Linked DNA regions of Mus musculus: region 1 is linked to region 2. Evidence: chromatin contacts called from ENCODE Hi-C or POLR2A ChIA-PET data. All regions are on one chromosome and are shown on one strand. The core of a region is the stretch at or near the end of the contact, and the rest is flanking DNA. Distances in the headings are between cores, read along the strand shown. Region 1 holds the start of Rnf145 (ring finger protein 145). Region 2 holds the start of Ublcp1 (ubiquitin-like domain containing CTD phosphatase 1).

Region 1 (6,031 bases), core at 3,271-5,770, 48 kb before region 2:
GGTGTCCACAGGGTATCTGTGCAGTCAATAATCTCGCCTGAAAATATTAAAATGTTTGTTCCAAATACGTTCAGACCTTTTCTCGTCACTGATCCCTAAATAATACAGTATAAAAACTACCTACCTAGTTCAAACCTAGTATTAGGTGTTGTAAGTAATCTAGAGATGGTTTGGACATGGGGTGGGTGCAGCTGAGATGGCCCTCAGCATGTAAGAGTGCCAGCAGCCAAGCCTGGAAACCCGAGTTTGATCCCTAGAAGCTACATGGTGGAAGGAAAGAACAAACTCACACAAGCTGTCCAGGGTCCCACCCGCAGGCTGCTACTGAATGACAATTAATATAATTTAATAAAGGCAGGCAGAAAGCTCTATGCCATTTATGAAAGGGACCTTGGGTCTTGCAGGTTTGGGTATCTAAGAGATGTCCCACGCCCTAGAGAGAAACAGAAGAAGCACTGCGGCCTTAATATAATATTATATACATATATACATATATATATACACACATATATATATGTATATATATATATACACATACATACACACACACACACACACACACATACACATACTGGTAAAGTGACTATTTCTGCATATTCTAGAATCCAATATAATTCGCTACTGCCATTTGTCTAACAAGCAAAAGTAGGCATCAATGAGTTAATATTTGTGGTCAGTATTTATCTAATCTGGAAACTTCCTCTGTGTTTAATGTTACTTTTTAAATGACAATGTTTTCCATTTATTGTAGCTCTAAAGGAAAATAATTAGCACGTACGCCTATTGTGAAAATCTAGATCTGAATGTGGGTGGGGGAAAAAATGCTGCCTAATCCTTAGAGGGGTCATCCGTGTCACAAAAGAAACCCATTAGCCGAAAGGCACATGTTCTCTGGGAATTCCCACCTACAGCTCCTGTCTCAGGAATATAACCAAGAGAAAAAAGAAAAGAAACCGTGGGTCCCTAAAGCTGTCAGTGCAGAAGAATATCCAGAAAGAATGATAGCATATTCACTCAAAAGCCAAACATCTAAAGGGACTGGGGTAGATGAAGTAGCCCACCTAAGAATAAATCTATTAGCCAGGCGTGGTGGCTCACGCCTTTAATCCCCGTACTCAGGAGGCAGAGGCAGGAGGATTTCTAAGTTCGAGGCCAGCCTGGTCTACAAAGGGAGTTCCAGGACAGCCAGGGCTATACAGAGAAACCCTGTCTCAAAAAGACAAACAAACAAAAAACAAAACAAAAAGAATAAATCTATTACTTATTCAATGGATCACTTATTTCTGGACCTTTTGTAAGTCATTTTTAAAAATGCCCTATAGTGATACATGGAGAAAACAACATGGATAAGCAAAGCAATAGCAAAGACCAACCCCATGCCTCAGAACTTTGTAATTCATAACTAGGACAGGTGGAAACCATCCCAAATAGAAATCAATGTTCTATACTCTAGCTCCATGCACTAAACCAACATCCAGACAAAATTCAGAGGTATTTGCCATGATTATAGAAGCTTGCGATTACTTATATCTTCCATAGTACTAGGCTGTAAGAACATGAAGCAAAAAAACAGCTGTCCAGGCCAGCAAGATGGCTTAGATGCTGGAGGTCAGGTGTGAGACCCGCATGGCTGAAAGGGAGAACTTTCTAGCTGTCCTCTGACCTCCACACCAGCAACAAAACACTGCACATCTGCCCACACAGAGACGCTAAAAGTAAATAACTGATATCATAGATCCTTAATAATTGGCTCAAACCTTATATGTTATTTTGGATCCAGGGTCAAACACTGCTGATGAACAATTATTAAGCTGGAGCTCAGAATTCCCTTAAAACCATGATACCCAGCAACCCTAGACACAGGAATAGCAAAAACAAAAGGTCCAAAACCGCCAAATGCAAATATGTAAGCTTTCTGCACTATCTTATCTTCCTGTAAGATCCCAAAATTTCCTTGGGTTATTGAAACAAACTGGAAATGAATTCTCCATCATGTCTCTGCAAGCCACGTAAACTAAAGGTGACTCAAACCCATGTTAGACAGCCCAGCAGCTAAGTAAATGAAAAGTTTTGTCCCAGAAACAGTAAACTTTCTTTCCAGAAACAGAAAATGTTTCTTCCCAGAAACGGAAAGACTCAATAAATGCTCACCAAAACCCCAAACCCTGGCTGTTTCAATAAATGCCTTTCCAAGACATGGAAACAACGTCTTGTATAATGTGCAGTTTATTATAGGGCTTGAGGGTTAGGAAACACAGATCCTCACTCTGCATTGTCCTAAAACTACCAAAGTTTAGTTTTGAATAGGGAGAAATCAGACAAAGAAACTTCAACAGTAAGAAAAATGTAACTGCTGGGCTCCGTTGGAAAACTATCTTTAAAAAAAAAAAAATGTGGTATTAAAAAAAAAAGGAATCCCACAACTCCTTAACTACCTTTTTAAAAAAGACAAAGCAAAAATAAGATGACTTAAATTGATAACAGATAATTTAGGGCTGAAAGTTACAAACAAAACCATCACCATCAACCTTCCTTCTCTGCTCCCAGCAATTCAAACAAATTCTAAATCAACTAAAACTGAATCTAAGCAAATGGGGGACAAGGAGGCTGTCTATCCATTGGGATGCTGAGACCTTAAAAAAAATAAACAAACAAAACAAAAAACAAAAAAACAAAAACAAAAACGAGAGGGCGAAGCTGGACCCTAAAATCCGAAAGTAACTCCGCCCAGAAAGGAGACCAGGAAAGAGAACTTCCTTACATAAGCGCTGGCACACGTTTTAAATATAGCTAATCCTCCCCACTCCCACTGTGTTGCTAGCTAACTTTGTAGGGACTTGGTTTCCACAGAAACTACTAGCAATCCTGTGATTCCTCATCATCTCCGAAACCACATCCACAGATAAGAGTCCACCCTCCAGTGAAAGAGCCATCGTCCAACCTAAGGGCCCGACACAGAGAAGGAAAACAACGCTACCTCTGCCATTGGACGCTCAGCCTAGGTCACGACTGCAGCACCGGCAGCTCATCCTTTTGGGTCTGGTTCAAGATTCACAAAACTGCACACTCGGTATTTTATAAAATAAAGACAGACACACACACACACCCCTTCCTTTCAGACTAGTTTCCTGTTTACTGCAGACAGAGATGCAAAGCCATCCATTAATCTTTGATGCCTTCCCACTGCAAAGGCCCCTTCCCCCGCCCCATCTCACTCTCTCCCCGCACCTCCCCCAACCCCGCCTGCTTTGCTCAGATACATTTGAACTGTAGTAACCCCAAGCCAGCTCGCCGCAAGCAGGCAGCGAGCACAGCACAGCAGCGCGGCACGGACGCAGCAGCCCCAAGGCTAGGGGATTACGTGGAGCAGAAACTCTGCCAGGAAGAGAAGCCCGGGTGCTCCCTGCCTCGCCAAGGGTGCTGGCTCTACCGCGCCTCATAAGGCGCGCTTATATGAGTCAAGTTCCTAACCCTTAGATAGAATAGGGGGTTCATTCCACAAAGGTCCTAGGGTGGGAAAGCAGAACTGGAGAGGGCGAACCCAGGGATGGCGAGCGGGAAAAGGAACACAGTAAGAGAGAGATGAGCTGCTCGTGACTGAAGAGAGGCGCACTGCACACTAAGCCAGGGGTCCCCCTATTCTTTGGGCTTGGCAGGTCTTTCTGAAACCCGCAACCTGCACCGCCTGCACATGGTTAGGCTGAGTTAAGGGGCTGCGAGGTGAGGAGACGCCAGGGAAGAGGGAAGAAGCTTGAAAGCAAAAAGAGTGAACAGAAACGCAAAAGACGAAAAGTTAGAAATGCAAACCTGAGCAAAGGAGCCCGGACTGGACACCTCTGCCAGAGAGACCGGGAAAGGCCTTGCAACCGGGGTACAGGAGAGCAGAGAGGGGTGAGCCCCAATGAGGGCATCTCAGGAATGTGAGGGTTCTCTCCCTCTCCAGGCGCGGGAGGAAAGAAGGATGGAAGGTGGTGAGGAGGCAGCCGAGGCCCCGGGAACGAGTATGAGGCTCTGCGAGGAGGTCGCAGGAGACTGATCGCTGCTCAGGGGTGGGCGGGAGGGCGCGGTGCGGAGGGGGACCAGGCCGGGGCCAAGAGCCGGAGAAGGAGGGGGCGCGGCGGGGAGGAGCGAGGGTGGGGGAGGGGAGGGGAGGCGCAGTGGGCAGCAGGCCTGCGGGATGCTCCCGGCTGACCGCAGTCACCTGGAGCCGCAGCCTCCCTGCCTGCGGGGCGGCACTGGGGATGGCGGTGTCCGCTGCTGCCCGGCTCCGATTCCCGCCCCTCCGGTGAGATCTTCGGTTCCGACGGCGGGGGGCCCGGTTTGCGCGGCTCACAGCGGCGGCTCTCCCGCGTCCGGCCTCGGCTGCGGCGTCTCGGGAGGCGGAGGCAGCGGAAGCGGCCCGAACCGTGAGGTCACCATCCTCCGCGGCGACAAAGGCGCTCCCGGGCCGAGCGCCGGCACCAGCGCCCGGCGGCCGCCATGGCCTGGTCCCCGCGCTCCGGCTCCGCCCCCCGCGCTCTGCGGCGACCGCCGGCTCGCGCGCTCTGCGCCTGCGCGCGAGCTCGCCATCGCCCGGCCCCCGTGCGCCCACGCTCACTCACAATCGCGCACGGCGGGATCTTCCCGCACCGCCTCCGTTGAGTGGGCCCGAAACGCCGGCTTCTCTTTGGTGCTGGTCCGGCAGACTATTCCAAGGAAGGGTGAGGCGACACCGGGACATGCACTGTGACCCCAGCCATTCTGACACGTGTTCGCGCTCACTCCGCAGACACCACGAGCCGCACGCGCCCACACCTACACTCACCTGCTGGGACCACGTGGGACAATGTGAAAGGCTGGTCCCTGCCGCGTGCAAACCCAGAGCAATTTTTAACTCTCTCCTTGACTAGACTAAGACTCGTCTCTAAGGCATCAGGGACGACGAAGAGTAAAATGCTGGATGAGTGAATGGTTTGGAATTGCTCCCTGGGACTGTATTCCGGCTCCTTCGTTTGGTGCAAATGATTAACTACTGTATGAAAATAAAAGGTGTAAATAGGTTTGCCATTTCTTTTGGTTCAAGGTTCAAACCACATTAGTGTGCACACACCCTTTCCCTGAAACCCTTTTGTTCTGCTCTAGTCTCCTAATACTATGGCACATTCTTGCCGTATTATAAATGTAGAAGCTTTTAGAGCAGGATCTGTGTCTATATAGTATATAAGCTTGCTGAGGACTTAAGCTGATCTTTGCAGGGATCTATTACTACGTTCATCTGTATTACCATTGCCTCGCTATTACCTTCTGCCATTTGCTCTGTTGTTCCTTGCTTTTAGTTTAGTCCCTTGAGAATCAGTTGCCACTAGAAACTAGTGTGGCCTTTCATTAGGCAGTGCCTAGGTAACAGAAGATGAACACCAAGTGATTTGTAAGGCATTGCAACCATTCTGGCTCATTCGGAAACTTGCCAAGAGCCTCCACCTTACAATCTGTACAAGACAAAATGAGTATTCTTTGATGTTTATGTGTCCTTGTCCACTGCTTATGAGACACATACACCCACGATTCTGAACCTCTGGGTCTCCCCTGCTATAAAACTGTAAACACAACCTCTACATATACAAGGTCATCAGAGCAGGAGAGATGGCTTAGCTCTTAAGAGCCCTTTTTGTTCTTCTAGAGAACACCCCACCCCCAGGTTCAATTCTCAGCACCCAGGTGTAGCTGGTAACTCGAGTCCCAGAGGATCTGACGCCCTCTTCTGGCCTCCATGGACACTACAAACATGTGGTGCTCAGACATATCTGCAGACAAAACATTCATAGATGTAAAATAAGTAATATGTAGCCAAAGCCATCACTAAAGTTCACAGTAGCATATCTCCCTCCCATTTTCTGTGACTGTGATAAAACTTGGACAGAATTTATGGAGAATGGGTGTGTTTCAGCTCACTGTTTAACGCACAGTCCCTCGTGGGGCAGGTTAAGGCATCAGGAACTTGAAACAGCTGGTCACTTCACCCAGAGTCTAGAAGCAGAGAGTGATGTGAATG
Region 2 (5,712 bases), core at 1,100-3,599:
ACCTCCTGTATCCCTGAGCCACCTAACTTGCCCTCCAATTGTTTTTTAATTGTATTTTTCATTTCATGAAGGTTGAGCTAAATAGAAATGAGATAGCCTGGCATGTTGGTGTATGCTTGTAAACCAGGAAATAGGGAGACCAAGGCAAGAGAATGAAGAGTTTCCGGCCAGGAGGGCAACACAGGGACACAAAGCTATAGAGATGTACTTGGTAGAGCACTGGTTTAGCATATGCAAAGTCCTGGGTTTGATGCTCACTTCCAGAAAACAAAGCAAACCAAAACATAGTTGACCTTAATGATAAACAAATGTACTGATTGTGGTGGTGAAAATAGAAACTGGCCTTGCCAAGCAGCAAGTGGATGAATGATCCAGGTGAAAAAGCATATTCATTTTGAGATTAGTTTCTTGCTTTTTGATGGTCGTTTTGACTGTGTTGTTAAACTTCCGTGTGGGTTTTGTAGAAAGTCTTTTCTTTTTTGAAGAAAGCAAGGGATTTGTTTTGAATGAGTAGATATTCTCATTAAGTACAGGAAAAAAACCAAAAACCAAAACAAAACAGAAAACCCCAAACCTCTTAACTAAAGAACCCTCAAGTTGGGACTGGAGCCATGACTCTTGCAGAGGACCTGGGTTTGGTTCCTATCACTCATATGAGAACCGGAACTATCTTTAAGTCCAGTTCCAAAGGCAAAATACTCATACTCATTGAAAAACAAGTCTTTTAAAAAATTGCTAAGACACAAAATTTAGTTGCTTTATTTCTAACAAGCCCAAGAAATGAAAAAACCAAAACAAACCCAAGCAGGTACAGCTCTATCGACTAAAAGGAAAGACACACATGGAACCAATATTACCTTTTTACTCTCCCCTTCTGGAAGAAACTGGTTTAAGAAAACGTTTTGGATTTGTGTTTTTATAATTTTAAAATGACATTAATTTAGCCATACATGCTGGTGCATGCCTTTGATTCTAGCACTTGGGCAGGTGGATCTTTGTGAGTTCCAGGCAAGCCTGAGCTATACATAGAGAAACCATGTTTTCCCCCTCCCTCCAATTACATTAATTTTTCTGTGGGTCTGTTTGTACCAAGGCACAGGAAGTCTGAGAACAACTGTCAAGAGGTGGCCACGCCTCTTATGGGTCTCTAAGATTGAATTTGAAGTTTTAAAAAGTATCAGATATACTTATCTAGGGGCTGATGATGTAAACATTCTTCAAGTTACTTTTTAGGTCTTTCTTTTCTTTTTTCTTTTGCATAACAAGTAACACTGGGAATTTCTTGAATGGATGAGAAGGGTTAGGTCCCGTTGAGGCTTTCTTCTGTCTGAGTCAGAGTTTCAGTCTGTATCCCAGGGCTGGAACTAGAATTCCCTATGCCCAGGCTGGCTTCAAATTTATGCACTATCCTACTGCCTCAGCTGGGATTACAGGCAAGAGCCGCCTCCAGGGGTTCAAATGGAGACTGCTTTGATAGCTAAGAAAAACTCCACTTTATGTGAGGCACCCATTCTAAATTCCGAAAAGATAAGTTCCTAGCAACTCTGACTCCTTGCCCCTTCCCCATGAATTGGAAAACTGCTATGAAATGATTAACTGCTGGCTCTGATTTCTGCGAACTCCGCTCATCATTACGCACAGGGGGTGGGGGGTGGGGGTGAGGCAGTTCCTCACATAGCTGTCAATCCCACAGAAATGAAGTAATTGTAACTGCCCTTAAAAGCCCCTTTCCTGTTTTAGCTCACAGGAACTAAAGAGAGCGGCTGCTTAAGAAGAAAAACTCGGATAACTATAATTTAAACGGAGTCTCCGGTCTCTCCGAGTGACTTCGAACGCTGCAGCATTTATTTCTATGAAAGCATGGCATTCTTCTGTAAAGAGAACTAGCTTTCCTTGCATTTAAGGAGGCAAAGCAAGCACGAGTGGGTGGAGCCGACCGACACACAGATCTGGAACACCGTTGTCACACGGATATTTGTTCCATGAGTGTTTGGATCACTTTGGCCGGCTTTCCCCTGGAGTGGGCAAATTATATTCCTGGCTCCTTGCGTCTCTAGAAAAGTCTCCTCTTCAGTCCTCAAAGGTCGGCTTCATTCGGAACGCGACACTGCCACAGGAGTCACAGGGCTCCGCAAAGCTCAGCTCTGGTGGAAAAAAAAAAAAAGTCGCCACCGGGCCGGAGCATGCGCAGAACAGCCGGCGGCGGCCACCAAGAACCGGGAGGGGTCTCTTTCACAGAGGTCAAAGTCTGGAAAACACTCGGCCGGCCTGGGCTCCGCAGGCGTCACATCGGAGGAGAAACCAAACAAGCGGCAGCCGCATTTCCCCCTCCCCTACAACACATTTCCGGTCTCAACCACACTTTCCGGTCCGCCCGCCGGTTCCGGTCCCGCCCCTCGCTTCCGGTCTCCTTAGGTTCCGCTGCGGCCGGCTTTTTCGTCCGCTGTAGCTGGTTCCGCCGCGCTCCAGGTGAGAGGACGCGGGGTTCTCCGGCGCGCCTGCCTGTGAAGGCGACGCTGCGGCCGGGGGATGCCACTGAACTGCATGCGCCCCGTGGTTTGTCTCGCTGCGGTCCGGGTGGGCTGGGACTGCAGCTGTCCCGCCTGGCCCCCAGAGGCCCCTGTCCCGGCGCACTGCGGGTCGTGGCCGCAGCCTTCGCATCCGGCCTTCTCACCTGACCCCAAGGCTTCCCACGTCCCAGAATGTTCTGCGTCCGCGGGCCTCGTCCCCCGCTCCTGCAGGGTCTGTCTTGTCCTCCCCTCACGCGGGTTGTCGAAGGCGTCCGAGGCAGCTTGTTTCTGAGACTCTGCCTGTCTTGGGATACTCCCGGGGCAGTCCGGGCTGCACCCCGCGCGGCTCCTGCGGGCCGGCGCCAGGGCCCGCGGCCCAGCACCGCACGCTCACTCTTGCCGGGCTGGATGAAAAGTTCACACTGTCACTTTTGAAATTGCCGCCGTTGGCTGCTTTTCGTGATGCGGTGTTGGGCGAGAGTCGCTGTGACTTATTTTGCAGGTTTCTAATCTGTACAGTGAGGTCGCTTGTTAGTCCAGGATTGTGAAGATTAAGATAGCGATAGTTAACGTGCTCAGCCCTCACTGCTACCGTTCTCCTAGCTCCTCGCGGCTTATCAAATGCTGTCAGGTGTTAGCGCTTATCAAAACACATACATGTGAACTGACTCATCTCTGGGTTTGGAAGGCTGAGGGCTAGAGAGGTAAGAGACTAGGCAAACCCAACACAGGATGTTAGGCAGAACTCCAGTATAAACATACGTTGATTACATATCCCATAAAAATGTCCTCTTTGAGTTGGATCGCCATCACCACCCACTCCCACCCCCCAATTTGGGGGACAAATGTGATAAACCATTAGCATTGTATGAGAAAGTATAAAAATGCCCATGCTTTTTTTGTCCTGCATGATTCTCAGTAGTGATGAAATGAGATTCAAAAATTAAAAAAAGTTTTAAGAACTTAAGCTGGAAAGGTTTGTATAACCTTTTTTTTTTTTCTATGCCCAGAGTCTTGGGGCATTTGACAACTTGTCTTTACCATTTGTAGCACAAGTTCTTTATGAAGTAGTGCCTGTTGTTAAGTGCATGGGGCCCATGCCATTGGCAGGTTTTTCTAAAGCCGGTAACAGAAGAGCCTAGAGGAGTAGCATGCTCAGCCTCTACCACCTCAGAGGTGGTAGAAAAAGACTGGTTAAAGTGGACATTGTTAGGTCTCTTTCCTTATTCTGATGATACTTCCAAGAAGTCTTCATCAAATTTAAGTCAGTGGTATTGGTTGAGAACCACTGGTCAAAAAACTCTCATGGTCTCCAGACTACCCTGCCCGTCCAAGCACCGGTTAGCTCAGCTCAGCTCAGCTCAGCTCAGCTCAGCTCAGCACAGCTAGAAGCCTTCCTAGCTCTTACGAACAATCATTCCTGTTTCTGTGTCTTACAGATTTCAAATTGACCCACATGCCTTTTTAGCCAAGGTCATAAAACTTCTTAGGGCAGATTCTGCCTAACGTGGCATCGTTGCCCTAAGTTAGCATGCTTGCAGGTTTTCTGCAGAACATTAACATATGAGTAAGTAGGTCTAAGTGGGACTCTAAAGGGAAACGGACAGGGAAGCCAATGTGAATATGGATTTGGTACGCTTTTCGAAGCACAGTAATAGATTTCTACATTAAGTCTTTGCAGATTGTTAATTAAAATTTACCTTCTCTCAGAATTGGTTGTGATGCTTACGATCACATGATCAAATACTTCATCACCCACGCGAAAGCGCTGCAAAAAAACGCCAGTGCTCTGAGATTCGGGAACTCAGTGCTCTGACCTATGAAGGAAGTGAGGTTATAAGTGTTGACAGCTTAATGGGACAAGCAACCTGTGTTTAGTTGTTAGGGAGAATAGCAGCTGCCATGTAACATTTCTGTGGTTGGATCTGTATGAGCGCATTAAAAAAAAAAAAACCCTACAGTTTGATGCTTTGACTCCTGTAGATGGACTCTGAGTTAGACAGCTGTGACATACTGGATTTAGGATGTGGTGAGATTTAGTCAGGGAACCAACACCAGTTTTGTGCATGTGAGTAGATTATGTAGCTGTTTCTTTTTCTTTTTTAAAAATTAGATATGTTCTTTATTTACATTCCAAATGTTCTCCCCTTTCCTAGTTTTCCCTCCAAAAATTAACTATCCCCTTACCCTGCTCACCAACCCACCCAGTCCCGCTTCCTGGCCCTGGCATTCCCCTATACTGGGGCATAGAGCCTTCACAGGACCAAGGGCCTCTCCTCCTATTGATGACTGACTAGGCCATCCACTGCTACATATGCAGCTAGAGCCATGAGTCCCACCACGTGTTTTCTTTGATTGGTGGTTTAATCCCAGGAAACACTGGGAGTACTGGTTAGTTAACATTGTTCCTCCTATGGGGCTGCAAACCCCTTCAGCTCCTTCATTAGGGACCCTGTGCTCTTTCCAATGGATGGCTGTGAGCAACCACTTCTATATTAGTCAGGCACTGGCAGAGTCTCTCAGGAGACAGGTATATCAGGCTCCTGTCAGCTGGGGAACAAAATGCCTATGGAAGGAGTTACAGAGACAAAGTTCGAAGCAGAGACGGAAGAAATGACTATCCAGAGACTTCCCTACCTGGGGATCCATCCCATAAACAACCACCACACCCAGACACTATTGCAGATGTAGCTGTTTTCGTAATGGCAAAGAGGGATATTCTTATCAGACACTTTAATTACATGAGATGATCTTCATACATCTGGTCAGTTCATAAAACATAAAACACATAGTGGTGTATAATCTGGGACTGCCTAAAACATAATAAACGTTCAGCTTTAGAGTTATTTTAAGAAGTACAAAGAGTTTACCAGGCACTATGTGAGTTAGAAATGTTAACCGATTTACTCTTCATAAGAACCCTAAGATACAAATAGCATTCCTTTGTTTTACAGATAGGAAAGGCATATGCTAAGGGAAATACATAGTAAATGGGAAATCTAGAGTCTAAGCCCAGATAGTTTGCTCAGGGTTCAGTGCTAATGAATTCCTCTCAAACGTTAATTGAACATAGGTGTCCGTTGTGGAGGGACTTGCCTCTGCAGCATAAATCCAGCCAAACAGAGCAGCAGGGTAGGTAGCTCATTGGTCCTCTCTAGGTGAACAAGAGGAGGAGTCTGAAAGAGTGGTAGGAAATACTAAC

What was found. Hi-C counts contacts between places; a loop is a spot of excess contacts on that map. ChIA-PET counts read pairs that join two places held with the same protein, here RNA polymerase II (POLR2A).
Region 1: a map of left cerebral cortex shows a loop between it and region 2 (7-fold over the local background). The contact joins the promoter of Rnf145 here to the promoter of Ublcp1 in region 2. A Hi-C loop is called at or near these places in 21 of 37 maps with a recorded cell type or tissue (Patski, T-helper 17 cell, T-helper 2 cell and 7 more). POLR2A ChIA-PET finds 5 or more read pairs at or near these places in 2 of 5 experiments (Patski and embryonic stem cell).

Annotation. Positions count from the first base shown.
Region 1 is chr11:44,517,445-44,523,475 of GRCm38, reverse strand. Rnf145 (ring finger protein 145) reads right to left here and starts at 4,520. Exons shown (of 11, transcript NM_028862.4): 1 at 4,202-4,520.
Region 2 is chr11:44,467,185-44,472,896 of GRCm38, reverse strand. It overlaps Ublcp1 (ubiquitin-like domain containing CTD phosphatase 1), which reads left to right and starts at 2,349. Exons shown (of 11, transcript NM_024475.5): 1 at 2,349-2,469.